Regions from separate parts of the Homo sapiens genome. Here region 1 is linked to region 2. The links are chromatin loops, found by intact Hi-C in ENCODE. Cell type or tissue: Panc1. All regions are shown on one strand. Links, peaks and the distances in the headings refer to the core of each region. The heading gives the core; the rest is flanking DNA.

Region 1 (15,751 bases), core at 7,984-10,483, 53 kb after region 2:
ACTGAAATGTAAGTAGGGCAAGGAAACGAAAGAAGACAAGAGTTAAAAATAAACTGGATAGCACAATGAGATACAACCACACATCCACCAGAATGACTAAAATTTGAAAAATTGACACTAAATGTTGACAAGGATGTGGATCAAATGCTCTGTGTGTAAAATGGTACAACCACTTTGGGAAAAGGTCTAGCAGTATCTAATAAAACTAAACATACACATACTCTATGACCCAATTATTCCAATCCTAAGCATTTACCTATGAGAAACGAAAATATATATCCACAAAATGATCTGCCCAAGAATGTTTATAGCAGCTTTACTTATAATTGTCCACACCTAAAAACAGCCATGTGTCCATCAACAGGAAAATGGGTTAATAAACTGGTATATTCATACAGTGGAATCCTACCACATAGCAATATGGATGAATCTCAAAAACATGCTGAACAAAAGAAGCCTTACCCGAAATAGTAAATACTAGACAAGTCCATTTCTATGCAGTTCTAGAACAGGCAAACCTAATCTATGGTAGGGAAAAAAAAAAAATCAGAACAGTGGTTGTGCTGGAAAGAAGGGGTAAGATGGAGGTGGGGATTAACAGAGAAGGGGCATGAGGGAACTTTCCTGGCTGATGGTAAAGTTCCACATCTTGATAGAGGTTGTTACATAGGTGTATGCATTTCTCAAAATCCAGCAAAAATAACTTAAGATTTGTGTATTACAGGCTGGGCGTGGTGGCTCATGCCTGTAATCCCAGCACTTTGGGAGGCTGAGGTGGGTGGATCACCTGAGGTCAGGAGTTCAAGACCATCCTGGCCAATATGGTGAAACCATGTCTCTACAAAAAAATGAAAAAATTAACTGGGTGTGGTGGCACGTGCCTGTAATCCCCTGTCTCTACTAATAATACAAAAATTAGCCGGGTGTGGTGGTGCTCTCCTATAATCCCAGCTACTTGGGAAGCTGAGGCAGGAGAATCGTTTGAACCTGGGACGGGGAGGTTGCAGTGAGCTGAGATCATGCCACTGCACTCCAGCCTCGGCAACACAGTGAGACTCCACAAAAAAAAAAAAAAAAAAAAAAAACAACAAAAACTGTGTATTACATTGAATGTAAATTTTACATCAAAAGAAAAAAAAAACAAGGAATTAAACTTTAATGATATGCTTTAGTATTTAGAGGAAAGCAAACAGATGTCTGCAGTTTACTTCGAAATGTATCAAAAAATAAAATGAACTGATGGATGGAGAAAGGAATGGAAAAATGAATCGGTATGTGATAAAAACAAGTGTAATAAAATGTTAATGGTAGAATTGAGATAGTGGGTGAATGGATATTCACTGAAGAATTCTTCCAACTTTGTTGTATGCATAAAAATTTCATCTTAAAAAAATGAAATGTTGGCCGGGCGCGGTGGCTCACGCCTTTATGTAATCCCAGCACTTTGGGAGGCTGAGGTGGATGGATCACGAGGTAAGGAGATCGAGACCAGTCTGGCCAACATAGTGAAACCCCATCTCTACTAAAAATACGAAAATTAGCCCGGTGTAGTGGCCTGCGCCTGTAATCCCAGCTACTAGGGAGGCTGAGGCACAAGAATCACTTGAACCCAGGAGGTGGAGGTTGCACTGAGCCAAGATCTCACCACTGCACTCCAGCCTGGCAACAGAGTGAGATTCCATCTAAAAAAAAAAAAAAAAAAAAAAAAAAGAAGTGCTTTTCATGCCATGTTAGAATTTGGTCTTTATGCTTTAGTCAATAGAAAGTCCTCAAAGGGAAACAGAAAAAGCACCTAATTCTCTAAGAAGTAATCAGTCAAGATTTAAAGAGATATCCACTGACTCAGAGAATGCAGTTACAAATGACAAACGACAAGCCAACAGCATGTGCAAAAGCATCAGCTTAAGGATATGTGACATATAGATAATCTAATTGAACCTCCCACAGAAAACATCTAAAAATCCTGAATTTAAAAACAAATCAAAGAAGAAAGAAGGGAGGGAGAAAAGGAGAAATGGAAAGTCCACCAAAGTAAGGAATCAAGTAGACCTCCCAAAATAAAGCTTTAACTGCCCCCGTCCCCACCTCCCACACCCTAGAAACTCAGGCAGGAGCTGATGCTGCAAACTTAAGGCAGAATTTCTTATCCTGGAAACCTTAGCTTTTGCACTTAATGCCTTTTAAATGATTGGATGAGGCCATTCATGTTATTGAGAGTAATCTCCTTTACCTAAAGTCAACTGATTACAGATATTAACCACATTTACTAAATACCATCATAGCAACACCAAGATAAGTGTTTGACTAAATAAGTGGATATTATAGCCTAGCCGAGTTCACAAATAAAACTAATCACCACAGGTAAGGAAGCCACAACTGTTATACAGCATGGGTTAGTTTTGTTTTTTTTTTTTAACTTATTTTTATTAGATTCCAATTCAACTCATCTTTATTAAGTACCTAATATTTGCCAGGTACTTCACAGTGTGTTTTCACATGCATCCTGCCATTTAAATCTCATAACCATTCTTTTTATCAGTTTTTGTAAAATGAGAAAAATGATATTTGATAAGGCTAAGTGATTTGCCCAAAGTCACAGGCTCAACAGAGTGAAGTCCAGATAGGAATCTTGATTCTGATTCCAAGTCCAATGGCCAGCTGTTCCATTATACCATGTACTTTCCCCAAAATAAAATATCTAGGACTTTCATGCAACCATAAAATGCTTTTACTGTCCCTTTTGGATCTATCATTTTGCTGGGTCTTAAAATGTTTCTTCATGCCTTTACTTCTTTTGAATATTCTGCACTACCTAAAACTCTCCAGGTGAGTTTTTTCCCATTATTGGAAATAGCTGGCAAAGGAACAAAGGTAGATTCTAAAAACTGAAAAAACAACTTAAAATCTTAACCTGAAACAAGAATGGAGTGGACAAGACTTTCATTTAAATGTTTACTATACTATGTATTCTATCTCAGTGATGTTCCCCAAATTACTGTTTGAGGAATTGTACTGTCCTTATTTACACATACACACACCACAATTACTGTTCCACTTAAAAAAAAAAATCAATCATTTCTTCCAAAATGTGCTACCAAATGACAATTCTTCCCAGTTAATACCTTTGAATACTTGAGCAAATACTAAGATTAGACTTCCAAATGTACTTAGCCTTCAAGTACCTACTAAGCTCTAGCTGCTAACTACAGACTTGAGACTAAAAGGTGATTTCATTTAAGCTTGGGAAAGGTACTAAGAGAAAATAAGGATGAAAATTGTTTCTGAAATAAAAAAGTTCAACTTAACTCATTACCCAGAATGATCCTTTTCAAGCTTTCCTTCATATACAGGTTATCAGCCTACTGTTACTGTGCAGGGTAATCAACACCTAACTTGGTTTGCAAAGTTAGAAACCCAGGTTCCAGTACCAGCCCTGTGATCCTTAACAAACTGCTTATCCTTTTGAACTTACTTTCCTTACATACAAACAGAGATAACACTGAGAAAAGATATAAAAATACTTTGTGGATGTTAAAGCCTTGTTTCTCCAAGTGTAGTCTCCAGACCAGCAGCACTGGAATCACCTGATAGCTTTTAAGAAATGCAGACTCAGCCAGGCGTGGTGGCTTATGCCCGTAATCCCAACACTTTGGGAGGATCGCTTGAGGCCAGGAGTTCGAGACCAGCCTGGGCAACATAGCGAGATTCCCTGCATCTCTACAAAAAATAAAATAAAAAAATCACCAGGTATGGTGGCAGACACTTGTAGTGCTAGCTATTCGGGAGTCTGAGGCAGGAGGATCCCTTGAACCCAGGAGTTTGAGGTTACAGTAAGCTATGATCATGCCACTGAACTTCAGCCTGGGCAACAGCATGAGACCCTGTCTCAAAAAAAAAAAAAAAAAAGAAAAAGAAAAAAGAAAGAAAGAAAGAAAAGAAAAAGAAAAAAAGGAATGCAGACTCTAAGGCCACATTCCATATCTACTAAACCAGAATATGTTTTTACAAGATTCTCAGGTAATCCACATACACATTAAAGTCTGAGGCCCATTGTTGTAAAGCACTTCATAGATGTTAGGTATCTTCACCATAATAAAACAGTTCATTAGAAACTTTTTGTTTGGAGAAGTCCTGTGATATGGTAACCCATTAACAATATGACATCAACAATAATGACATCCTCCTCCTCAGCTCCATCATTTTCCAGACTGAGAAACTACTAAACATGGATTCTGATCTAGGCTTCACCACTAATTTTCAATGTAATCTTAGGCAGACCACTTCTTAAGGTCTTTTTCCTTATTTGTAAAATGAGAACATTAGATCACCAGTTCCCAACATAAAGTCCCTGGACTCACTGGGGTCTAAAAAAGTGGTAAGGGAGGAAGGCAGGGTAGTGTGGTAGTTAAGTGCATAGTTTTGGGATTAAATGGCTGCTTCAAGACTGGGTGTGGTGGCTCACGCCTGTAATCCCAGCACTTTGAGAGCCCAAGGCAGGCAGATCACCTGAGGTCCGGAGTTCGAGACAAGCCTGGCCAACATGGTGAAACACTGTCTCTACTAAAAATATAAAAATTAGCGGGGGTGGTGGCACATGCCCGTAATCTCAGCTACTTGGGAGGCTGAGGCAGGAGAATAATCTGAACCCAGGAGGCAGAGGTTGCAGTGAGCCAAGGTGGTGCCACTGCACTCCAGCCTCCGCGACAGAGCAAGACTCAGTCTCAAAAAAAAAAGTTCAGCCTATGCCAGGGTTTGGGGGGTAAAGTTGGGGGATGAATGGGGGTGGTGGGTGGGGAGAGGGGTCAGATATGCTTCATTACACTCTTTGGAGTTCAGGCACACAATTGACCAGCATTAAAAAATAGAGATCCTAAGACTGACAGAACAGACTTTTTGTAGCAACAAGATACCAAATTCCAACGTGACTCTAACATACCATCACATGATAAATAGCAAGGCCCTGAAACAAATCAAAGTACTTTACCCAAAATATATTTTTTGACATAATTTGAAATGGCCCTGCAAAGCTGTCTCTTGTAGAGGAAATTTACATTCTATAGAGAATTCCCTTCCCTTTCCAGCTCGTTTTCTGATCCTGAAGAGAGTAGCTGAGAGTCTAGCATCTTTTAGAGGTCTGAATAGGAAACATTTGCCATCTATTGCCTCTAAGGGCAGCCATCAATGAGACTTCATCTACATAATAAGAACCTTGGTCTCTAAAAACCCTTATCTTAACCCAGATACTGATTGCTATTGATTCCAGGGATTTAAATAATAACTTAACTCTTTCAACCAATTGCCAATCAGAAAATCTTTAAATCCACCTATGACCTGTAAGCTGTAGCCCCCTACTCACCACTTCAAGTTGTCCCACCTTTCTAGACTGAACCAATGTATACCTTACATGTACTGATTGACATCTAATGTCTCCCTAAAACATAAAACCAAGCTGTAACCCAACCACCTTAGGCACATGTTCTCAGGACTTCCTTAGGCTCTGTCACAGGTTGTGATCCTTAACCTTGGCAAAATAAACTTGTAAATTGACTGAAACCTTTCTCAGATACTTTTTGCTTTACACTATATACTTAAAACAGATGCATTTTATTGTAAGTAAATTATACCTCAAAAAGCTAATTGCAAAAGTAAAACAGGAAGAGAGAGAGTAAGAATGCACTCTGGAAGTCAGAGAGCATGAGTTTAAATCTTCGCTTTGCCACTTGCAAAGTGGAAAACTTTAGACAAATTATTTAATCCCTCTCTGCCCTAAAATTTCCAGATCTTTAAAACAGGACTACAGAACCTAAGTTAAGAGTCGTTGTAAGGATTGTAATAAGAGTTATTATCAGGAAATACACTCATAGAACTTTGTACATTAAACCCCATAAATGTTAGCTATTATTATTTCTACTGGCTATTTTTAATATTTCAAAAATCACATTTATCCACAAGAAGACTGTAATGAAAATATTATGCTGTTTTGTTTTATATCAATGCATTAAACTAATTAGTGGCTGTATCTCATATAATCATTACAGCATGGTAATAGTATCTAGAACTTATCTGATTGGGTTACATGTACCTTTGATTAATTAAAACAGGGATAAAGTACATTAACAATTGTAACTTATGTAGGAGTAATAATAAATTAAAATTTATGTAAGAGTGACAATAAATTCATGGCACCCATGAAAGAAATTTTTTAAAAGGTTTCTTTATAATGAAAAGGTTAAAATAGCTACTCTGCTACCACATCGTCCAGCAGTTCCACCTTTAGGGTCTTGAAGAGATATTTGTACACCCATGTTCACAGGAGCATTATTCACAATAGCCAAGTAGAAGCAACCCAAGTGTACACTGACAGAAGAATGAATAAAAAATGTGACCCGAGCATGGTGGCTCACACCTGTAATCCCAGCACCTTGGCAGGCTGAGGTGGGAGGATCACTTGAGCCCAGGAGTTTGAGACCAGCCTGGGCAACATAGTGAGACCTCATCTCTACAAAAATAAAAAAAATAGACAGGTGTGGTGGCATGCATCTGTGGTCCCATCTACTTGGAAGGTTGAGACGGTGGGAGGATCACTTGAGCCCAGGAGGTCGAGACCAGCCTGGGCAACATAGTGAGACCTCGTATCTACAGAAAATAAAAAAATTAGTCAGGTGTGGTGGCACACATCTGTGGTCCCACCTACTTGGAAGGCTGAGTTGGAAGGATCACTTGAGCCCAGGAGGTTGAGACCAGCCTGGGCAACATAGTAAGATCTCATCTCTACGGAAAATAAAAAAAGTAGCCAGGTGTGGTGTCCCGCATCTGTGGTCCCATCTACTTGGAAGGCTGAGGTGGGAGGATCACTTAAGCCTAGGAGGTCAAGGCTACAGTCAGCCACGATCACGCCACTGCACTCCAGCCTAAGCAACAGAATGAGACCCTTTCTCAAAAAACAGAAAATGTGGCAAATACATATAATAAAATATTATACAGCCTTGAAAAGGAAGGAAATTCTGATTGCTATAACATGGATGAACCTTGAGGACATTACACTAAGTGAAATAAAACACTCACAAAAAGACAAGTACTGTATGGTTCTACTTATATGAGGTACTTAGAGTAGTCAAATTTATAGAGACAGAAAAGTAGAAAAGGTGGTTGCCAGTGACTAGAAGGAGGAGAAAACGGGGAGTTGTTTAATGGATACAGAGTTTTAGTTTTGTAAGATGAAGAGTTCTGGAAATTGATTGCCCAACAGTGTGAATGTACTTAACACTATTGACTACTGAACTGTATGTACATTTAAAATGGTTAAGAAGATAAATTTTATGTTACATGTATTTTTCCATAATTAAAAATAAATAAATAGCTGGTATGGCAGCTCTTGCAGCACTAACGCTATAAAACCTTTATGAACCTATCTATGTTTTAAGTTTGTAATAAGCGATCATAGCACCTAAAACAATTAACTGGCAGTCTGACTTGGATGCTGTCTGCATATATCAACTCAAACTGTGTTTTTCCTCTGTTCTCACAACCCAACAATCATCACAGAAGACTTCTGTGACCAAGTGTGTGTGGGGAAACCCAATCAGTTCTATAGCAATCAGTTCTACAGCAGACACCAGCTGGGTGTCCTCCAATTCAATTCCAACATTATCCACCTCGAGATAGTGTCAGCTCCTACAGGTTGAGGGCTCAGTCCCCAGAACTGCCCCCTTCCTTCAGACATCTGTCCCAAGTCCGGGGCTAGGGCTAGTGCAGCTTACAGAACCCAGGTAAACAGGTTTATTAGTTTATTACAAAGGATATTTCAAAGTTTACAAATAAACAGCCAGAAGAAGAGATACCCAGGGGCAGGTTTGGAAGGGTCCTGAGCACAGGAGGTTCTGTCCCCATAGATTTGGAGCGCAGCACCATCCTACTATGTGGATGAGTTCTTGTTCACCTTCCTGTCAGTCTCCACGTGTTCAGCTATCCAGAAGTTCTCCAAACCCTGTCCTCTTGAACCTTTTATGGAGACTTCACTGGATAGGCATGATTGAAGCATGAACAACCATGTTGAAATATGATTGGACAAAAAAGGTATAGTCTAATATTAATAGACTGAATGGGGAAACCCAGCAAAGCCTGTCTGTTCAGATTCCTCTTGGCTTCTCTCTGCAGCATTCCTTCCTCCAGGGTATGAGGCAGGACTCTCTCTGTAATGAGGGTCTTGTGACCCACAGTCAGATTAGAGTCCTGCCTTGGGTAGGTGAAAGAAGGGCAGGGGAAGACCAGAGAGATGGAGATTCTGTTTCCTAAGGCCTGTTTTGAGGCCTACAGTGCCCCAACATTATAATAAAAGACTCTAAAAAGGGATATGAGAGTTATGAGCCAGGAACCATGGGCTATACACACACACACACACACACACACACACACACACACACACAGAGAGAGAGAGAGAGATATTAAAACTAAACTCTTTTGTACACTCAATTTGTCCTTTCATTTGGCCTTCATTCTTCAGTTGACTTATGAACTTTTGAGTTATAATTTGGAGGCAGTGCTGCTTGCCTGTCAATAACCTTCAGAGAAAGGAGCATCTTCCTTCATATGACAGGGATGTCACCTCTGCCAGCCCAGAGTCCCAAGACCAAAAAAGAAGCCTGATGTGTGCTCACTAACTTGAGGTTGCTCTTCAGGGAGGATGGTAGGAAGGAACCTGAGAAAAGGAAAAGAAAAGAAATATAGCAAAGGGCTACAAGCAGTCAAATGCCTTTCATGGCATACCTGTATGGCAGAGATAGCTGATTAAAGCCCCTTTTGTCTTGTGCTGCAGCAGCAAGGAAAAAAAAGACCTTGTTCCCCCATCTAAGTGAATCCCATAGTAAAGGTATAGAGACTGAGGGCTGCCCTACTTTCCTTCTGCCCACTTCCTATGAATAGGATGGGGAGAGAGGCAGCAAACCTATGAGAAGGAACAATACCTAGCTTGAACCATTCTCACTCATGGACAAAAGGATATGGCAAGATGATCATACAACATCACAACAGCCATTCTTCCCATCCATGAAAGTCATACCAACCAGGTTACCTCCTCAGACTGAGGTAAGCCCTATAAAAACCATAATTGGGAATTTTCATGTATTTTTTAGCTTTCTTTTATTTATTTATTTTTATTTTTTAGCTTTCTGATAAATAAACCCTTCATCATAATATGTCAATTCTTGGACATTCCATGATCAAATATGTTTTTGGGAATGCATTTCACCTGAAAGAAACAAATGTGCCTGTTTATACTTGTCTGTTCATACTCCTGCTGCCCTCTCAGCTACTTTTCTTTCTTTTTTTTTTTTTTTTTTTTTTTTTTTTTGAGACAGAGTCTCACTCTGTCACCAAGGCTGGAGTGCAGTGGCACAATGTCAGCTCTCTGCAACCTCCGCCTCCAGCGTTCAAGTGATTCTCCTGCCTCAGCCTCCCAAGCAGCTGGGACTACAGGCACATACCACCACACCTGGCAAATTTTTGTATTTTTAGTAGAGACGGTGTCTCATCATGTTGGCCAGGCTGGTCTCCAACTCGTGACCTCAAGTGATCTGTCTGCTTTGGCCTCCCAAAGTGCTGGGATTACAGGCATGAGCCACCATGCCTGGCCCTCTCAGCTACTTTGAACAGAGAAGCTGTCTTCAAATGGTTTTATAGCCTTAGTCAGTGACAAAATAGGTACTCAGTAAATATCTGCTGAATAAATAAAACATTTTGAATGACTTTTAACCGGGTAATTCTTTTCTGAACACCCATATTCACAGCAGCATTATTCACAATAGCCAAGAGGTAGAAGTAACCCAAGTTTACGCTGTCAGAAAAATGAATAAAGAAAATATGGCCTGGGCATGATGGCTCACATCATGAAGCTGTAGGTAAATCTTATTCCCCTCCATTTCCCTTTATGTAGTATTTCTTCCATTAAACCAACAGCACCTGAAACTCCACTTCGTATAGATAGTATGTCTTGGTAGAAAGAGTTGTGAGACCTAAATTTGAATACCATTTCTGCCTCTTAATAGCTGTATGATGCTGAGCTGCTTATTTAACTAACTTCTCCAAGACTCAGTGTCCTTCTCTTTACAATGGGGTAACAACATCTAACGTTCCTTGATAGGAATGTTCTGAGGATTAGAAATACAGTCTTCACTTTGCAGGGTTCCAATATCCTCAAATTTCAGTTATCATAGTTTAGTTAAATAACACCAATTACCCAATGACACAATTCAAATTTCAGTTACCACTGTATACTAATTGTGAGTAGCTGAATATAGTACAAACTTCACTGCTACATCTTAAGTCCACAAATCAGTATACAAATAACAGAAGTACATCACCATCAGTGACCAACCAGGTCACTTCTTTCACTGTCTGTTGATGATCAGTCACAGTGAACCTGGTACCAGTTATTCAGTTCATGTACAGAAAGCAAAGCATGTAGTTGAGTTGCCTCCTTGTCTCCTGGTGATAAACTTATGTGCCATGTTACAAAATTGAGTAACAGAAGGAGAGAATTGGCCAAGAATGATGTAAGGGTAGCAGAGAAACAAAAATGTATAATGTTGGAAGTGAAATTCCAATCAAACATAAACAGAATTATAGAAGAAATAGCTAACCATAAGAATGCTGACGCTACTGCCATTCAAGGGACTCTAAATATGTAGTCTGAGGGGCTGGGTGCAGTGGCTCACACCTATAATTCCAGCACTTTGGGAGGCTGAGGTGGGCAGATCACTTGAGGCCAGGAGTTCAAGACCATCCTGGCCAACATGGTGAAACCCCATCTCTACCAAAAAAAAAAAAAACAAAAAACAAAAATTAGCCAGGTATGGTGGTGCGTGCCTCCCAGCTACTTGGGAGCCTGAGCTGGGAGGATTGCTTGAGCCCAGGAGGCACAGGTTGCAGTGAGCCAAGATCACGCCGCTGCACTCCAGCCTGGGCGACAGAATGAGACTTCGTCTCAAAAAAGAAAAAAAAAAAAAAAAAGATGCTGGGCAAGGTGGCTCACACCTGTAATCCCAGCACTTTGGGAGGCCAAGGCAGGTGAATCACTGCAGGTCAGGCATTTGAGACCAGCCTGGCCAACATGGTGAAACCCCGTCTCTACTACAAATACAAAAATTAGCTGGGCATGGTGGTGCACTCCTGTAATCCCAGTTATGTGGGTGGCTGAGGCACGAGAATTGCTTGAACCCAGGAGCTGGAGGTTGCAGTGAGCCAAGATTGCGCCACTGCACTCCAGCCTGGGTGACAGAGCGAGATTCCGTCTGGAAAAAAAAAAAAAATGCAATCTGAGGAATTCAGAGAAAGAGAAGGCAAACTTATCAACGTAAATGCATAAAGTAGTTGTGGTGAAAAGGATAAAGATGTCCCAGGAGAAATTATGCTAACAAAAAAAACTTTGCATTAAAGGAACTCTTGGAGAGATTTCACAATCTTAAAAGTGCAAAGGATAAATTTTGGAAGCTGATACAAATTAGAAAAGAATTCATGAAGGGATAGTACTCATCCCGGCTGGGCATGGTGGCTCATGCCTATATTCTCAACACTTTGGGAGGCTGAGGTGGGAGGACTGCTTGAGCTCAGGAGTTTGAGACCAGCTTGGGCAACATGGCAAAACCCTGTCTCTACTAAAAATCCAAAAAAAAAAAAAAAAAATTAGCTGGGCATGGTGGCACACGCCTGTAGTCCCAGCTATGGGGTACTGAGGTGGCAGGATCACTTGAGCCTGGGAGGTCGAGGCTGCAGTGAGCTGTGATTGTGCCACTGCACTCCAGCCTAAGCAACAGAGGGAGACCTTGTCTCAAGAAAAATCCAAAAACCTGTTGGCCCTCATTAGTGTAGCTGTAGCTGGCTAAAAAAAAAAAAAAAAAAAAATTAATTTAAAAGAAAAAAGACAACTGGGCATGGAAGTTCACGCCTGTAATCCCAGCACTTTGGGAGGCTGAACAGGTGGATCACTTGAGGTCAGGAGTTCGAGACCAGCCTGGCCAAAATGGTGAAACCCCGTCTCCACTAAAAATACAAAAATTAGCCAGGCGTGGTGGCATGCGCCTGTAATCCCAGCTACTTGGGAGGCTGAGGCAGGAGAACTGCTTGAACCCAGGGGGTGGAGGTTGCAGTGAGCCGAGATCGCGACACTGCATTCCAGCCTAGGCAACAGAGCGAGACTCTACCTCAAAAAAAAAAAAAAAAAAAAATACCCATTCCATATTATGAGTTATGTGACAAAAAGGCAAGCACTGTTTTAATTACTCTTGATAAGTGATTTTTATAAACAAAATAGTTTATTTCTCAATGTTTTTAATGTTTTAAAGTATACTAAATAAATATGCTTACTTTTTTCATTTCCCTACATATTCATAACCAACAGTAAGAGAGTTTACAATGTTTGACAAAAAGTTTTAAAGATCACAGAACAATCATAACTTTTCCCATTGATTATTAACATAGTGTTACCTGGTTTTAACTTGCACAGTCATTTGTGTGGTCCCACACTATGATGCAAAGCAAGGACTGCCTGTACCTCTAACTTCTGGCAGGTCAAGGGGCTTATTATTTCACAATGAGAGACCTTTTCCTCTGGTCTTTACAATATGCTCAAACAAAAGGAATTTAAACTGATCTTGGCTGATGCTAGGAAGACAGTTTTCGGGTGCTGAAAGTGACTGAGAACTACTGCCATATCTGAATATGCAATTCCCCAAACACTTCATTATTCCCTAAAATACATATATTCTAATGCTGAAAGATAGTTGAAAGATGGTTGAGTAAACTGAATAGTTGTTCAATTTGTCCTGTGTGATAGCATAGTATTTCATATCTGTCTTCCTTTCTTGAATATAGGGGCAAAACAATGAATGTGTGATAGAAGTAATGATGGAGAGGTAACATGGATAGTAGCTTTAGAGTCAGACTTCAATGTGAACACTATCTCTACATCACTTACTGTAATCTTAGGTAAATTATTTCTTAGAACTTCAATCTCCTTATCTTTGAAATGGGGATAATAATACCTTCTTTTTGAAATTACTGTAAAGATCAAAAGAGATAAGATATATGAAGTGCTTAGCAAAGTGTAGTACAAGTGACCACTTAGATAATAGCTATTATTACATTATCCTTAATATTACCATCAATACTATTGTTAATGTAAATACTATCGTGATGTTAATATTGCACTTGCTTTAAACACATATTTTAAACATATTATTATTAATCAGCATATTTTTCAAAGATCAAATTATCTTAGTCCAAGATATATTACTGTAGATACTCATGACTTGCTATGGTAAGATGACTTGACCTCAACTTCCTCCAGATGATTTTCTCCCAAGGTGCATGCGCAAAGGGCTGCAAACATTCACTCATCCTCTTCTTGCAACCCCTCTGATTCCTATGTCAAAACCCTCCCTGCAGTCTGCTCAGAGTTTCCTCTTCTGAGCACATTGAGAACAAATGTCATTTCCCATTTCTCAGAGCTATCTGCCAGAACACAGTATCTTGCTCTCTCAGAGTCCACATGACTTACCGCCAGTTTTCTCTCTTTGCATTTTTTATATTTTTTTTGTAGAAATAGGGTCTAACTCTTGCCCAGGCTGGAGTGCAGTGGCATAATTACAGCTCACAGCAACCTTGAACTCCTGGGCTCAAGTGATCTTCCCACCTCAGTCTCCTAAGTAGCTGGGACTACAGGCACAAACCACCATGCATATCTAATTTTTTTTATTTTTTATGGAGACAGGGTCTCACTATGTTGCCCAGGCTGGACTCAAACTCCTGGCCTCAAGCAGTCCTCCTGCCTTGGCCTCCCAAAGTGCTGGGATTACAGGCATGGGCCACGATGCCCAGCCCAGTTTTTTCTTGGTTCTAAACTAAGAGTCATTATTACCTACATAGACCCATAAAGCTGCAACTAAGGCCAGCCCCTTTTCTCTATTAAATAATTTTTTCCTTCGAAAATATTGAGTTCATTGAACAATGTCTGATTTAACACTTTCAGTGACAGAAAGTCCTCTGTCCCCCAAGTCAACCTTTCCCATATCATTGGTGAGAAGGTTTTTCCTTATATTGAAGCAAACTTTTCCCCATTACAGTTAGTTTCTGCCCATATGCCCTAATTCCAGATTCCAAATAAATTAAAAAAAAATTATTCTATATGATAGCCCATCCAATATTTGAAGACTCTTGAATTCCTCTTTTCCATGTTACACATTTCCAGCGCAGAGTGCATGGTTTTACATCTCTTTCCTCGTGGTCATGGTTCTCTGGACCAGGCATGGGCTTGCCAAAGTGATCTAACAACAAACTGGTAAAGCGCTTCCTTTGCCAACATGTGGGTTCCCAAGTAATTGTATTACAAATGATCCCTTTGCCAATATTTCTCCATGATTATGTAAAAATTATTAATTTAATAGTTGAAGAAAAGTGACTCTTAGCCTAAATCATGGTCATAAGAGAATAGTACTAAAGTCCTGAAAACTGCAAAAAGTGTTCTTTTTTTTTTTTTTTGAAACTTAGCCAATTACCAGAACAGAATAAAGTGGGACCATTTGTCATGATATGCTTGCCTCTTTCCTACAAAGCCATGCACAGATGCCTGAGAACAGGACTCAACAATGAGAAGGTTAGCTAAGAAGAGTTTCACTTCACGTCCTGAGAAGTAGATCCAACTAAAAGAAGGCAGTAATCATTAGCCAAAGGATAGTCTTTGCACTTTGCCAGAAGCAGGTACCTAAAAGAAGGATCAAATATTGTGCTCTCAAAACCTGATTAAATGATAGAAAAAGAAGTGGCAGATTTCTCCTAGCCTGGCAGGAAAAATCGTCTAGGAAAACAGACAGACACCCACATAGGCACACAGAACAAGCCCAACCTGACCAGCAGTGCCTGACAGAGCAGCCGCTAAAGAAGAATGCTTAAATCCTCAGAAGGTGCAGTCGGTGGAAGTAGTGTCCTCAGATGACCCCTAACTCCTAGATAGTTGGATAGGACAGAATGGAGCAGGGACTTGGTCCTCTGTGCTCTTGGGAGCCTGGCAGGGGCAGAAGGTACAGGCTAGGTGCAAGATGCCTTCGACTCCTGGTGCAAGATGACAGTTGAATAATCATACTCAGAGAGCAGATGACCTCTGGTACTTGAAGACATCCTGGGGGATAGGGGTGGGATGGTTCAGATCTCAGACTAGTGAAACTGTTCCCTGGAGGTGAGCAAGGAGGTCTAATATTCCAGTGAAAAGGGAAGGGAAAGACGGTAGAATTCTCACGGATTGGGGGAAAGACGAAGCTAGGAACTGTACCCTTCTGGTGGTGGCAACAGCAGAGCAGGTGTCCTGGGCCCTCATTCCAAGGGGCAGGGTCCTCCACTCTCCCAGCCTGGCCCCACTCCGCTCTCGGGCAGGAATTCCCATTCCCAACCCGGCTCTTCAGGCTTTCCCCCTTAGGTCCAGCAGGGGCTCCCCACTTCCCACTGCTCTTCTGCCCCCCCAATCCTCAGGCCCCCTTCCTCCCTCCCAGACCCCGGTACTCCTCCCTCTACACACTGGACTCCCGGCCCGCTCCTCTCAGCCTCCCGCTGGCCCAGGGCGCCGCATTCCAGCTCCCGGGGCCAGGCCTGGCACCTCCCTTCGCGGCCAGGTTCGCTCTTTGCCTTCCTCACACGGCGTCTCCTCAGCCCGGTGCCCTCTCGCCCCCACTCCCCTCCTCAGGCCACACTCACAGAACTCGGCGAT
Region 2 (15,751 bases), core at 5,088-7,587:
CCATTTGAATACTGTACATTTCTTCAGATACAGTGTTATACATACCTGTGAGTGCTAAATAAGAAGCAATGTACCGCTTTTCCAGACCGTCTCTAACACTCTGAACTGCACCGAACATTGGAGGTATAATCATGATCAGGTTACTCACTGTATTCCCTTTAAGAGAAAAATATAAGAAGACATTTAGGTTAATCAATAACACTTTAAATAAAGATACATTCACGTAGGCTTTAACAACAATTACACAAGTAACTTCTCAGAAAGACATTGGGAAGATATTTTCAAGGTGCTGAAAAAAAATTCTGTACTCACCAAAAATTTCTCACAATAATCCAAATAAAATAAAGATATTTCAGACAAATGAAACTAAAAATTTTCCACCAGCAAACCCACTAAAGGAAATCCTAATTTCTAAAGGCAAGCAAGAAAAAGATCTCCGGAAGAACCTCAGAGATACAGCAGAAAATGGGTTGGGGGAGGCAGCCTATACTGATGCACTGAAATTGTGGTCCATGGATGCAGTATGACATGATGAATACAGGATTGGCTTAATTTTGTTACTTGGAATAAAAAAGCAACAAATTGCAGTTTACATTTTGTGTGTCTCTTTAACATTTCATTTTCTAGTAATGTTTTAATTTCTAGTTTCTGTTTCTAGTAAAACATAGAAGGCCTAATTAATGGATCTTAATTTGATCTTTCCTCCTGTCTTCACAAAAACAAAGTGCAAACATGAATAGCAAAGGAATAGTAAAAAACCCCAGTAGAATTTATAAGTAAATAAAATGGAGAAAGAAATGGCTAAACAGTATTTTATAAATTTGATTATCAGAAGAATAAAGGGGCACAATATTTTCCAAATTTCAAAAGAATGATTTTCAGCAGAGATGCTAATATCAAGACAAATAATCAATTCACTGAGAGGGTAGAAGAAAACATTTTCAAACAGTCAAGGATTAAAAAAATATACTTACAACATATCTTTTTCTGGAATCAACTGGAGAATGTAATGAGTGCAAACAAGGAAACTGACCATGAGAAAGGATGACATGAGAGCTAAGAAACATGGGCTGCAACACAGGAGAGAGGTAAAGAAAAGGCTCAAGACTACAAAAGGACCAGGGACCACACAGTCCATCCAAACTGCGGCAGGAGAACCAAGAACTGCAGGAAAGAAGTTTCCAAGAAGAAAAGGAAGAAAAGGATAGATAATTTGATAAATTAAAAAATTTTGGGGAAAAAATGCCAATGGGCATTTGACAGAGGTGTTGGAAAAATTGTACTATAACTCATTCAACCAGTCCTCTATAACTGTAAACATTCAGGTTATTTCCCATTCTCACTATTACAAGCAATATTGCAATGAATAACCATATATATTTACAAGTGCAGGTAATACTGCAATGAATAACCATATATATTTACAAGTGCAGGTATATCTGTAAAATAGATACACAAAAATGAGATTGTCAAGTCAAGAAATAAATCTATTGGCCCAAAAAGTAGTAACAGAAAACATGGACGCATCGTTCTTTCTTTTACAATGAATAAGGATGGGTATAATTTTATCTTCTTTTGTATTTCTTCTCCTATGAAATGTATTTCATGCCCTTTGCCAGTTTTTCTATTGGTCTTTCCTTTTTCTATAAGAAGGAGCCCTTCTTGTAAAAGGGATATTAATATTAACCCTATGTATTTGCTGTAGACAAATTTTTGGTGTTTTTTTTTTTTTTTTTTTTGACAGAGTCTTCCTCTGTTGCCCAGGCTGGAGTGCAGTGGCGTGATCTCAGCTCACTGCAACCTCCACCTCCTGGGCTCAAGAGATTCTTGTGTGTCAGCCTCCTGAGTAGCTGGGAACACAGGTGCATGCCATCATGCCCAGCTAATTTTTGTATTTTTAGTAGTCTACACAGAAAGAAATGTTACCATAGAGTACACTATCTGGCTTAGCAGTGCACATTATTTACATAGCCATATTGATATTATGGATGTTACATCCTAACTACTTATTTAGTAAAAAATTATGCTCTGACTTTATTGAGAAAATATAGTGGGGAAAGCAGGGATGGTATAAAAAAGTGAAATCCCCAACCACCAAAACTAGAAGACAACAGACAATATCTTAAATTTACAGATCCAGAAATAGGACTGTAAGGCAAGTTATTCAGAAATCTGAAGCCAAATTAATAATAATAAAAAAAAAATAGCTGGCCAGGGGCAGTGGCTAACACTTGTAATCTTAGCACTTTGGGAGACCAAGGTGGGAGGATCGCTTGAGCCCAGGAGTTCTAGAGCAGCCTGGGCAACACAGTGAGACTCATCTCTACAAAAATAAATAAATAAATACATAAATAAATAAAATAAATGTTAACACAGTTATTGTCAGACTTCTGTTTCCACACAAGATGAAGAAACAAGAACCAGATTTATCCTCTTACCTGAAATAAGAAGAAGAGGGGAGCAGAGGGAAGGGGAGAGGAGACAAAATATATGAAACAACTATTTTCAAGACAATAGACATCAGGCAATGATTCCCGAGAAACCAAGAAACAAATGGAGGCCCCTATGATTGCCCCTACCTTACTGCCTGGAGTACTCAAGCCACAGCATAAGGAGGGAGTACCCAGCGGGACCTTGGCAGGCTCCCTGATGAGGAAACAAAGCGGGGAGTTCAGGAAGACCAAGGTGACTAGATTTCACAGGAGACAGTATATGAGAGACAACTTTAGAGAGAAAGAACTCAGGAAATCTATAAAGGGCCCCCTAACTATTCAGCAGAAGACTGATTAGCAGATGTGTAGGAGCAAACTAGTCGAAGCCAGGAAAGAATCATGGTGAAAATATTAGAGGGAACAGTACCAGGTGTTCACACATAGCCAGTACACACATAGCCAGAAACAGTGCCTACTCCCAAAAGCTGAAATGGTAAAATTTGTATCACACTGGGCATTGGATAAAGGAATCAAGAAGGCCTGGCCTCAGTAATAGGGAATAGCTAGTACTAGACTGAACCCTGTTCCAGACACACCTAACAAATCACAAAAGCAAAATCCAAAAGGATCAAACTGTTTCCAAGTAGCTTCACTGAAATCCAGAACAAAATTCAAGACTATTTATACTAATACAAAAGTTATTCAGCACCTAACAAAGTTAAAAAAAGCACGATGTCAGGTATTCAATCAAAGATTACCAGGCATACAAAAAAAGCAAGAAACATGATCCATGAGGAAAATAATCAACTGGAACCAACCCAGAACAGATGTTAGAATTAGCAGACAAGGACTAAAACAGATCATATAAAAGGCTAGAAAATGCAAACTAATCTACAGTGACAGAAAGAAGATCAGTGGTTGCTGGGGGAGAAATGGTGGAAGTTCAATGCAGAAGGAGGGCTTACAAAGGAATAAAATAAAACTTGGAGGTGAAGGATATGTTACTATCTTGTTTTTGATGGTTTCACAGGTATAAGCCAATGTCAAATTTTAATTTGTACACTTTAAATAGGTGCAGTCTGTTTTGTATCTCAATTATACCTCAATCAAGCTGGGTTTGTTTTTTTTTTTAATTTTGCTTCTGGGGAGTAGAATTAGACAGTGGGAAGCAAAGAAGGGTTGGGAAAGAACATTGCCTTCTGGTTTTGTTAAAGTTGTTTAGCATTATCTAGATTTTTAAATTTTTTTTATATATTGCTTTGATAAAATAAAAATTAATACAGAAACCATTTAGGAGAGGGAGTAAGATCGTTGGGAATAGTTTCATAGATGTATTAAGATTTGAGCTAGACCCTGAAAGGAGAGAAAGGAACAAAAATATGCTGAGCCTATTAAGTACCAGGTACTGAACTTTATATTTTACATGTGCTATCTTACTTGCTTCTCACAACCAATCTTGTGAAGTATTGTTGTCCCTATTAAAAATAAACAGTAAAAGCGGGTTAAGAAATTATACAATTTACAGTATACAATTCCAAGTTCTCACAATAAGCAAATGGTGGTGGCAAGATTTTATTCCAGGTCTATCTGTCCTTATAGCTAATGTTCCTCTCACTAGATGTGCTAGCACAATGTTCACACAGAGGGTGCTTATTAATTATAATGTTTTAAAAATTATATCAGAGTATTTTATTCAGAATATATTAAATGACTTCCAAACTGTACAAAGAATAAAGTAATTTGCCTAGGTAGAGTATGAAAATGTAAGGTGGGGAGCCAGACAGATTGAGAGTTATATATCCAAACAGCAGTTATCAATAGTTTTAAGTAAACCTGTAGGAGATGTTGAATATTTTACCATTCAGGAGTGCCCTAAGATTCAAACTAATGAAAATCTTTACTGATGACTAAGATAAAGCAATGGAAACATGCCCAAACGTACAGGTAGTATTAAATTTAGCTGAAATGTCAATAGTATGGAAGTCAGTAATACATTTCAAATTACCTGGAGGCAGGGAGTGCAGGAGGGTCTTACAAACTATATGAAACTCATTTAAGGACAATGCACAAGTTTTACAAATTAGAATGAAGAATTGCAAACCACAAATATAGGCTTGTTAGAGAGAGTAAGGACAACCCTGACAGAAAGTTCCAAAGACAGAAAGATGACAGTAGGCTATTCTGGGAGGAAAATCTCAATATACTAGTATTCAGAGGTAAAAATGGAAAGAGCTAGATAGTGGTCCTCCTACTTTTCTCTGCTTTAATTCAGCTTCTCATTGGGATGTTTATCTATTTGTGGCACCCTAAACAAAACAGAAATACTAAAGCATTCAGAGTAGAGACTCATATAAAGGCATAATATACTAAATAAATAAAACACAACATATAAGGAATGGAATGACTGCTATCTTCAAATATCTGAAGGATTCCTGGGTCAGATTGACAATCTGAACACGTAACTGCAGTTTTGGTGTTACAGATATAATTTGCAATAGCATCAAAACACATCACATATCTAGGAATAAATCTGACAAAGACATATAAGACATAATACTAATAAAAATCCCAAATGGTTTTGGGTACAAATTAAAAAGCTGACTCTTAACTTTATATGAAATACAAAAGGCTAAGAAGAGCCAAGACAATCTTGAGTAACAACAAACCTGGAGTATTTACACTACTAGATATCAAGGCCGACTAACAAGGTTAAATAGAACAGGTAAGATTATAAGAACATACTAACATTTACGAGCACCTGATTTATGACAAACATAAGCCTGCAGTGTATTAAGGAAAGGATGGTCTTTTCAATACAGATACTGGATCAACTGCATATTTATATAGGAAAAAAATTAATCTGGATCCCAGGTTCACACTCCTTACACAAAAATAAATTCCAGATGGGAGCTTCTCTGAACCCATTCTGGTTCAAGGGCTGCCCAATTCGATAAACAATTAAAAATTTGTTTTAATTAAAAATAAATTCCAGAGGTACTATAGATCTAAATGTAAAAGGTAACACAATAAAACCTTCAGAAGAAAATATGGGAGAACATCTTTATCACCTTGGAGAGGCAATGATTTTTTTCAGTAGGACATGAAAAGGATTAACCACAAAGGCAAAAAATTGATAAATCAGGTAAGACTGTAAAGTCAGGAAAAAAGAATAAAAGGTTACTTTTAAAAAGCTGATTTAAAGAATAATAGATATGTAATTGCTTTGTAAATAAGCAATTTAGCTTATATAGCTATACATGTTAGCTAATTTAATTTTACTAAGCAAAATAATGCACATAAAATGATCGTGGACTTAAAACTTTGGGTAAAAAAATGGTTTCAGCCCAGGCATTGTGGATCATGGCTATAATCCCAGCACTTTGGAAAGCCAAGGGGGGAGGATTGCTTGAGCCCAGGAGTTCGACACCAGCCTGGGCAACATAAGGAGAACCCATCTCTACAAAAAATTTTTTAAAATTAGCCAGGCATAGTGGCACTTGCCCGTGGTCTTAGCTGCTCAGAAGGCTGAGGTGGGAGGATCGCTTGAGCCTGGGAGGCTGAGGCTGCAGTGAGCCATGATCACACCACTGCACTGCAGCCTGGGTGACAGAGCAAGACTCTGTCTGTTAAAAAAAAAAAAAAAAAAGTCAAGAGTTCAATCAGAAAAGATAAACCAGAGTAATTTGAATAGAGAATTATTAACTTATAAGAGTAAGGAGAGACAGGCTAGTCACAAGTAAAGAAAACTCTACAGAATAAAGGAATATCAGAGGTAAGGAGCAGCCACTACCCCTAAGGCTGAGATAGAGCATTAAAAAAGAGGTTTCCCCAAGGCTGAGATGCAGACCTTGCTGGAGAAGGCATGACCATGGTTCACTGAATAGCCGAGAAGTTGCTGTGGTGCTATACCCATAGAGCTTGCTGAAATCTACTGTTCAGAACTTGTCAGAACTCTGCCCTCTAGGGTGCCAGCTAAAGCTAATCCCATAGAGCGGAGAGGTAGGTGGGCAGGGGATGCTACTGACCACTAGGTGCTGCTGACAGCCACGTTCTGCAATAGCCTGGCACCAGAAGCTGACCAAGCTTTAAGAGGTGGGCACTGGGGAAGCCTCAGCACTGTAGGAGCCAGAAGCTATTAAGCCACTTGGACTGCAAGAGCTGGCGCCAGAGAAGTTGCCAAGCCAGCACACCAGAACCAGGAAGGAAAATCTCTTCCTCTTGCAATGTCTCTCTGGCGCCCTCTATTGACAAAATTTAACATCCAGCCAGTTGTCAAAGGAAAATATTCAAAGGGCTCAGGTCTATTTTCACCAACCATGCAATGAATGTTGAACTCAGAGCTAAGAAGTAATAAATTGATAACGACCACAATTATAAAACTATGTTTTCATCAATCATGACTTGGTAAAACTATAGTTGGTGAGGGTTCCCTAACCAAGAAATTAAGAATAAACATTTAAGCAGGTTAAATAATGGATTTCCCCCTTTTTCCATATTTTCTACAATGTTGCTATATTGTCTTTATAACTGAAAACTAAAGTATTAAAAAGATGAATGGTAGAAAATAAAATTACTTCTACTAAGAGTTTAATTGGATTTGAGGTTAACTGCTTCCAGAAAATTCAATTAAAAAATTTCTGTTCTGGAAATAAAAGCGAGATATTCATTCATACACCACACAATAGTGTACTAAAATATTTTGAACACTTTTTTTCTGGAAGGAAAGTCTTATTTTGATATAGATTTAGATTTTTGAAAACTATGATATTTTTATACCCCCAAACACATTCTCCTTATAATATAAATTACAGGCAAGACTGACGTTACAGTAATTTCACGATTTCTTAATAGGTAAATTTATCTTTCAGCAAGGTAAACGGAAACTCAAATATCAAAAATATGAGAAACAAAGTTTGGGGAAAAGCACATGTGCAAAAGGGTACAATTTAAGAGAATTGTGAATGAAGATACAGTAGGAAAGTGTTTTCTCATAGGACAGTAGGTGGAGCCAGTGTGCTCCACAATCTAAACGGTTTTCCAACATTTGGCTGAATACATAAAACCCTGAGGTGACTGGATAAACAATTTAGAGCTCGGTTGTATTTACAACTGTAAAACCATCACCCAGAGCTAAAGATAAATAAATAGAAGCATTAAAATCTAGTGAAGCTGAAAAAGTGATCTATATTGCTTCACTTCCACTGTGAAAAGCCGTCCTGCCCAGTCAGCAAATTAGCTTGATGAAAGCTGTAACTGGTTTGAGCCTGAAAGCAACCCAGCACTTTTCCCCAATGCAAGTTCATTTTGCCAAATATTTTACTGATTATGCAGATCTTCAAATAATGTTAAACATTCCCAGAGCTTCAGAGACTTCAGAGATGGATGTAGATAGGGAGATCATCTAAATTCATCTTCACAATTTAGAGTAGGCATTACTGTGTTCTTATCTACTACCACCTTCTAGCTGTGTGAACTTAGGCAACTTATTTATGCTTAAGCCTTAGTTTCCTAACTTGCAAAATGGGTAAAAACAATTATATTTACATTATTTAAATAATTGAATATGATATAAATAATAAATATGACCAAATAACACATATAAAGATTATTTGATATGAGAAAGATCCATAGAATATTATATAAGAACTTCCACAATCTTGCTGTGTTAAGAATTAATATCTATATAGTGAACTTGCACATGTACTCTTGAATTTAAAATAAAAGTTGAAAAAAAACCCCACATAACTACTTATGATATAAATAAAAAGTAAAAAACGAACAAAAATAGGTGCAACCTGGGAATTGTGTTGGTACTTGCACCAGCTCAAGAACAGTTATCACAAGGGAGAAGGTTTGTCTTCTAATCCAGGCCAGTAACAAAGAAAGTTATAGGGTACACTGGTTCACGCTAAGCTTAAAGAAAAAAATAATAATAATAACCATCATATAAATGCATATTACAGTACAAGGGACTCCTTCCAGTAGCTTTAAATTAAGATAGATATCAGAAGAAAAAAAAAACAGGAAACCAAGTGTGTCTTACTTTAAAAAATGATAAACACAAATGTAATTCAATTTGACAAACATTTATCAAGTATTTTCTACATGCAAGGCACTAAGTTGGGAGCTAGAAGAAAAATTAACAAGTGAATAACTTTGGTACCTATCCTGAAAAAGTATATATAAGTGTAGCAGGAAAGACAGACAGGTAAACAACTAGCAAAAGAGAGTGATAGGAACAAAGAAGGCAAAAAAACCAATACACTTAGCGGGAGGGAGAGAATCCAAGATGGGTTTCAGTAAGAAGATAACACTTAAGCTATGCTTCTGACAGATAAAAAGATATGCAGGAATGTGGGATTTTTATTACTACAAGAGTCATTCTATTTTCTTTTCTTTTCTTTCTTTTTTTTTTTTTTTTGAGACAGGGTCTCTCTCTGTTGCACAGAGTGAGTTCAGTGGCACAATCATGGCTTACTGCAGCCTCGACCTTTTGGGCTCAAGTGATCCTCCCACCTCAGCCTCCTGTGTAGCTGGGACTAAAGGCATATGCCACCACTCCTGGCTAATTAAAAAAAAATTTTTCTGTAGAGACAAGGTATCCCTATGTTGTTCATGCTGGTCTTGAACTACTTGACTCAAGCAATCCTCCCACCTTGGCCTCCCAAAGTGCTTAGATTACAGGCATGAGCCACTGCGCCTGGCCAATTATATATATTTTGGTTTTTTTGTACTGACGAGGTCTTCTTATGTTGCTCAGGCTGGTCTCGAACCCCTAAGCTGAAATGATCCTCCCACCTCAGCCCCCCAAAGTGCTGGGATTACAGGCATGAGCCACCGTGGCTGCCCTAAGTCATTCTATTTTCTTTGGGATATATATAATAGTTTAGAAAAATATTTAATTTATGAAAATTAGTTTTTTCACATTATTTTTAAAAATATACATTACACATTCACTTTATTGCATGTAAGTATTACTAAAAATATTTTTAAACCACCAATATTGCCCAGAAACATTTCCTGGGTAAGGGGGAAATTGTGCAGATGGCTTCTGGAAGACCTCCAGTCTAGGTAGGTTTATGGTGAAACATTTCATCCAGAAGTCGGGGCCTTTTGTCTTCAGTTTGCTGGAACCCACATTCACTAAGCAGAGCTTGTAATGATCATTGGGACCCAGTAAAAATGGAAATGTTCATGTTAAATTCAAGAGGAAGTACATTGTAGGTTTGGGAAGAAAGGCCAAGTACACAGTGGTAAAGAGCTAAGAGAAGAACTTGGGAGCTCCATATCAGATACGGCTTAGGTAAACTCTGGCCTCACAAGAGGGAGGTTACAGGGGAGGGGAATGACTCTGTACAAACAGCATTTACAGGTCTAAAATGCTGCTTTAGAGAAGGATCAAAGATGAGCACACTGAGAAAGATTTAAAACAGATAACCATGATGAAGTCATGAGCCAGAGAAGAACAAGGTAAGTAACAGGGTCTTGAAATCCCTAGAGAAATAGTTGGTGAAATGAACATTTTTGATTTATTCAAAGGTCAAAAAGGGAAAGTTTCCAAACTATGTTCAGTAATGAAGAGGCATTATTGAAATGACATAATCTGAAAATGGTTATTTTGATAATCCCTTCTTCCTCTCCACTTTTACCGAAACTTCTTTAAGGGCCCAAATCAAATCCTACCTACATTTGGTGAATTTTTGTTAATCATCCTACTCAAAATGACCACTCTTGTTACAGCACTTAACCGTTTTAACCTCTCACCTGGCACTTAGCATAGATTGCCTTGCATAGACAGATCTCTTTTCACTAAATCTGATCAACTGATATTTATGACTTATCTCCTCAGTTACATTTCTTGAGGGCAGTGGCCTTATATTCATTCAATAGCAAATACCCACTGATCATCTACTACAAAAGGCTCTATAAAGGAATACAAAAGAAAACCAGACAGACTGCCCTCATGCAAATTAAACTAGTTCCAAATTTTCAAGAGTACAGGTATTTAAAACCTAATAGATATTATTTCAGATGTGGTTCAGTTATGATGTAATAAAGTTATTCTTTTCCCCAAAATTAATTTAACAGATTCATCCTTCACCCCAAACTAATTTCAGTATAATTTTTCATTCACTCTTCATTTACTTAGAATTAAAATGCATCAGTCAAAAATCATGAATGCATAAGACCTTTAAAATGCATTTTAAATTTAGACTAAATTAACCTTAATTATTAAAAATGCAGATGATTTATTACTGTTAAAATCTCACAAAAGATACCTTCTATATTTGATATGGTTAGGTTTTGGGTCCCCACCCAAATCTCATCTTGAATTGTAATCCCCAGGTGTTGAGGGATCTGGTGGGAGGTGATTGGATTATGTGGGTGGTTCCCCCATGCTGTTCTTGAGACTGAGTGAATTCTTACAAGATCTGATGGTTTTACAAATGGTAGTTTTCCCTGTGCTTGCACACACTCTCCTGCTGCCATGTGAAAAGGTCCAAGTTTGCTTCCCCTTCGCCTTCTTCCATGACTGTAAGGTTCCTGAGGTCTCCCCAGCCATGTGGAACTGTGAGTCAATGAAACCTCTTTTCTTCATAAATTACCCAGTCTCAGGTATTTCTTTATAGAAGTGTGAAAATGGACTAATACTGTTACAGGTAGTTAGGCATGAGTGAGGCCGGGGAGGGCTCTCCCCCCACCCACTAGAAATGTCGGGTGATAGTTCAGCAATTATCGCATTGCCTCTCTCAGCAGTAGGGGTGCCAGGGAGAGGTTGTTTCCGGATGGTCCACACCTGTTAACATCGAGACAAAAATGGTGAAGTACGATCTCGGGGGGGTGGGTACGCTCCACCAGAAAAGGGAAGAAAGCCTCAGATGGGCATGTGTATAACTCCCTGAACACACTGCGCGTGCTCAATTCCAAAGGGTAAGGAAAGCACGGGGCATGAGAAAGCCCACCCTAAGGGAAGTATCATGGGAAAGAGGCGAGCCCATAAAGTCCTAGGATCAAGGTAAAAGGGCCTTTTTTTTCTGTCTTCTTTTGCTGTCTTTTTTTTTTAACTTATTTATTTATTTTTCCTTTTTTTAAATTATACTTTAAGTCCTAGGGTACATGTGCACAACGTGCAGGTTTGTTACATATGTATACATGTGCCATGTTGGTGTGCTGCACCCATTAACTCGTCATTTACATTAGGTATATCTCCTAATGCTATCCCTCCCCACCCCACAACAGTCCCCGGTGTGTGATGTTCCCCACCCTGTGTCCAAGTGTTCTCATAGTTCAATTCCCACCTATGAGTGAGAACATGCAGTGTTTGGTTTTTTGTCTTTGTGATAGTTTGCTGAGAATGATGGTTTCCAGCTTCATCCATGTCCCTACAAAGGACACGAACTCATCCTTTTTTTATGGCTGCATAGTATTCCATGGTGTATATGTGCCACATTTTCTTAATCCATTCTATCATTGATGGACATCTGGGTTGGTTCCAAGTCTTTGCTATTGTGAATAGTGCCACAACAAACATACGTATGCATGTGTCTTTATAGCAGCATGATTTATAATCCTTTGAGTATATACCCAGTAATGGGATGGCTGGGTCAAATGGTATTTCTAGATCTAGATCCTTGAGGAATCGCCACACTGTCTTCCTCCATGGTTGAACTAGTTTACACTCCCACCAATAGTGTAAAAAGTGTTCCTATTTCTCCACATCCTCTCCAGCACGTGTTGTTTCCTGACTTTTTAATGATCGCCATTCTAACTGGTGTGAGATGGTATCTCATTGTGGTTTTGATTTGCATTTCTCTGATGGCCAGTGATGGTGAGCATTTTTTCATGTGTTTTTGGGCTGCATAAATGTCTTCTTTTGAGAAGTGTCTGTTCATATCCTTCGCCCACTTTTTGATGGGGTTGTTTTTTTCTTGTAAATTTGTTTGAGTTCTTTGTAGATTCTGGATATTAGCCCTTTATCAGATGAGTAGACTGCAAAAATTTTCTCCCATTCTGTAGGTTGCCTGTTCACTCTGATGATAGTTTCTTTTGCTGTGCAGAAGTTCTTTAGTTTAATTAGATCTCATTTGTCAATTTTGGCTTTTGTTGCCATGCTTTTGGTGTTTTAGACATGAAGTCCTTGCCCATGCCTATGTCCTGAATGCTATTGCCTAGGTTTTCTTCCAGGGTTTTTATGGTTTTAGGTCTAACATTTAAGTCTTTGATCCATCTTGAATTAATTTTTGTATAAGGAGTAAGGAAGGGATCCAGTTTCAGCTTTCTACATATGGCTAGCCAGTTTCCCCAGCACCATTTATTAAATAGGGAATCCTTTCCCCATTTCCTGTTTTTGTCAGGTTTGTCAAAGATCAGATGGTTGTAGATGTGTGGTATTATTTCTGGGGGCTCTGTTCTATTCCACTGGTCTATATCTCTGTTTTGGTACCAGTACCAGGCTGTTTTGGTTTCTGTGGCCTTGTAGTATAGTTTGAAGTCAGGTAGCGTGATGCCTCCAGCTTTGTTCTTGGCTTAGGATTCACTTGGCAATGTGGGCTCTTTTTTGCTTTCATATGAACTTTAAAGTAATTTTTTCCAATTCTGTGAAGAAAGTCATTGGTAGCTTGATGCGGATGGCATTGAATCTATAAATTACCTTGGGCAGTATGGCCATTTTCACGATATTGATTCTTCCTACCCATGAGCATGGAATGTTCTTCCATTTGTAAATTAGGTATTGATGGGACGTATCTCAAAATAATAAGAACTATTTATGACAAACCCACAGCCAATATCATACTGAATGGGCAAAAACTGGAAGCATTCCCTTTGAAAACTGGCACAAGACAAGGATGTCCTCTCTCACTATTCCGATTCAACATAGTGTTGGAAGTTCCGGCCAGGGCAATCAGGCAGGAGAAAGAAATAAAGGGTATTCAATTAGGAAAAGAGGAAGTCAAATTGTCCCTGTTTGCAGATGACGTGATTGTATATCTAGAAAACCCCATCGTCTCAGCCCAAAATCTCCTTAAGCTGATAAGCAACTTCAGCAAAGTCTCAGGATACAAAATCAATGTGCAAAAATCACAAGCATTCTTATACACCAATAACAGACAAACAGAGAGCCAAATCATGAGTGAATTCCCATTCACAATTGCTTCAAAGAGAATAAAATACCTAAGAATCCAACTTACAAGGGAGGTGAAGGACCTCTTCAAGGAGAACTACAAACCATTGTTTTTTTGCTTTCTTCTCTTGGACCTTCAGGTCTCCTTCAAGCAAATTTTCCTTTCTTTCCTATCCTAAAACCTTTTAAATAAGCTTCCACTCCTGATCTGAAAATTGCCTCAGTCTCTTTTTCTGCTGTATGGCCCTCAGTCGAATTCTTTCTTCTGAGGAGGCAAGGACTGAAGTTGCTGTGGACCCATATGGATTCACTGCCAGTAACTTGGATCTCTTCCACCGCTAACAATACAATAGTTTTATGATTTATTGTCATTAAATAGCATAAAAATTTCCTCAATTGCCTTAATACATGCAAAAAAAGTTTTTCAAACAGCTATTTATTATATAAACACAAGAGAAAAAATTTTTTTTCTGACGACTGCGCTGCCTCCACATTACTCAGACCAAGACTCAGGATTCCCCAAAGATTAGTGATCTGGGTTCTATAACCTTTTTAAAAACAATATGTCATTGTCTTCTTTAATCTATAGAGATCACAATTTTTTTAAATTATCACATAATATTACATTATATGGATATATTATAATTTGTATAATCCCTTATTGGCAGATAGTTATGTTATTTTCAGGTTTTCACAACAGAAAAAAGCAATATTATGAACATCTGTATTAATTTCCTAGGGCTGCCGTAACAAATTACCACAAACTGGGTAGCTTAAAAAACCAATTCAATTTCTTACAATTCAGGATGTCCACAGTTCAAAATCAAGGTGTCAGCAGGGGTGGTTCCTTCTAGAGCCCCTGAAGGAAAAATTGTGTCATGCTTCTCTCTCAGCTTCAGGTGGTTGCTAGCAATCTTTGGCATTCCTCACTTTGCCTTCTACTCTCTATGTCACTATGTTTTCTTCTAAGGATACCAATCACTGAACTTAAGGAATACTCTAATTCCAGTAGATTTAATCTCAAGATCCTTAATTATTAATGTATCTGCAAAGAGCTTATTTTCAATTAAGGTCACATTCTGAGGTTCCTGACAGACATGAACTTTGGGGAGACATTATACAACCACTAGAACATTCTTAAAAATATTTATTTGTTCATACATTTTGTTAAGTTCACAGGATGAATTCCCTAGGGTAGAATCTCCTCTTGGAGAAACTCCCCAGCTTCCCTCTAAGAATTTTCCTTTTAGCCTCTATTGGGGTAGGCAGCAAATTATAAGACCTTCCCCACTCCCTCATTCCCCTTGCCAAATCTCACACTAATCCCAGATTCTTTGTCTGGAAAATCAGAATTAGGACTCAAATAAAAATGATACTTTTTTGGATACTTATAGTGAAGGTAGTGTAAAGCTAAAGCTGAGGCTTCCATATTTAGGCCAAGTATATAAGGAATGAGAGAAAGCTGTTCTATAGAGGAAGAAGAAAAAGGCAGATGAGGCAGATAGTAGCAGACATTAAACACCATGGTAGTGTCAGAGGCATTTGAACCAGGGCAACTCCATCTTGAATACTGGCTGGATAAAATGAGGCTGAAATCTGCTGAGCTGCATTCTCAGGAGATTAGGCATTCATAATCACGGAACAAGACAGGAGGTCAGCAGGATGGGATTTTGGCTGATAAAGAAGCCAGCCAAAATCCATCAAAACCAAGATGGCAAAAAAAGTGACCTCTGGCCCTGGCACTGCTAATCATATGCTAATTATAATGCATTAGCATGCGAAAAGACACTCCCACCAGTGCCACGACAGTTTGCAAATGTCATGGCAACGTCTGGAAGTTACCTTATATAGTCCAGAAGAGGGAGGAACCCTCAGTTCCAGGAATTGCCCGCCCCTTTCCTGGAAAACTCATAAATAACTCACTCCTTGTTTAGCATATAATTAATAAATAACCATAAAAATAGCCAACCAGCAGCCCTCAGGGTTGCTCTGCCCTTGGAGAAGCCATTCTTTTATTCCTTTACTTTCTTAATAAACTTGCTTTCGATTTACATGGACTTGCCTGGAATTCTTTCTTGCGCAAGATCCAAGAACCCTCTCTTGGGGTCTGGATTGGGTAACAGTAGCAGAGACTGTAGAGAGTAATCTTAATAACTATAAACAATTTTAATCAGAAAAATGGTCATTGTTTCTGATT

The links. Peaks named below come from ENCODE experiments on the same cell type or tissue, not always from the same donor. Only the 100,000 strongest peaks of a DNase experiment are listed, where the experiment ranks them.
Region 1: it touches region 2 in a loop (3-fold over the local background); 35 of 110 quality-filtered maps call a loop at or near these places.

What each region holds. Positions count from the first base shown.
Region 1 is chr11:76,861,067-76,876,817 of GRCh38, reverse strand. ACER3 (alkaline ceramidase 3) reads right to left here. Exons shown (of 11, transcript NM_018367.7): 1 at 15,739-15,751. Among named protein-coding and RNA genes, the nearest start is that of ACER3, 8.0 kb to the right of the region's middle. In Panc1, for the core only: no CTCF peak of the experiment used is centred there; no DNase peak of the experiment used is centred there.
Region 2 is chr11:76,910,962-76,926,712 of GRCh38, reverse strand. ACER3 (alkaline ceramidase 3) reads right to left here. Exons shown (of 11, transcript NM_018367.7): 2 at 46-156. Among named protein-coding and RNA genes, the nearest start is that of ACER3, 58 kb to the right of the region's middle. RefSeq lists an enhancer at 15,274-15,568. In Panc1, for the core only: CTCF peaks have their summits at 6,288, 6,612, 6,882 and 7,574; DNase peaks (open chromatin) are centred at 6,622 and 7,482; H3K4me3 peaks cover 312 bases; H3K27ac peaks cover 85 bases.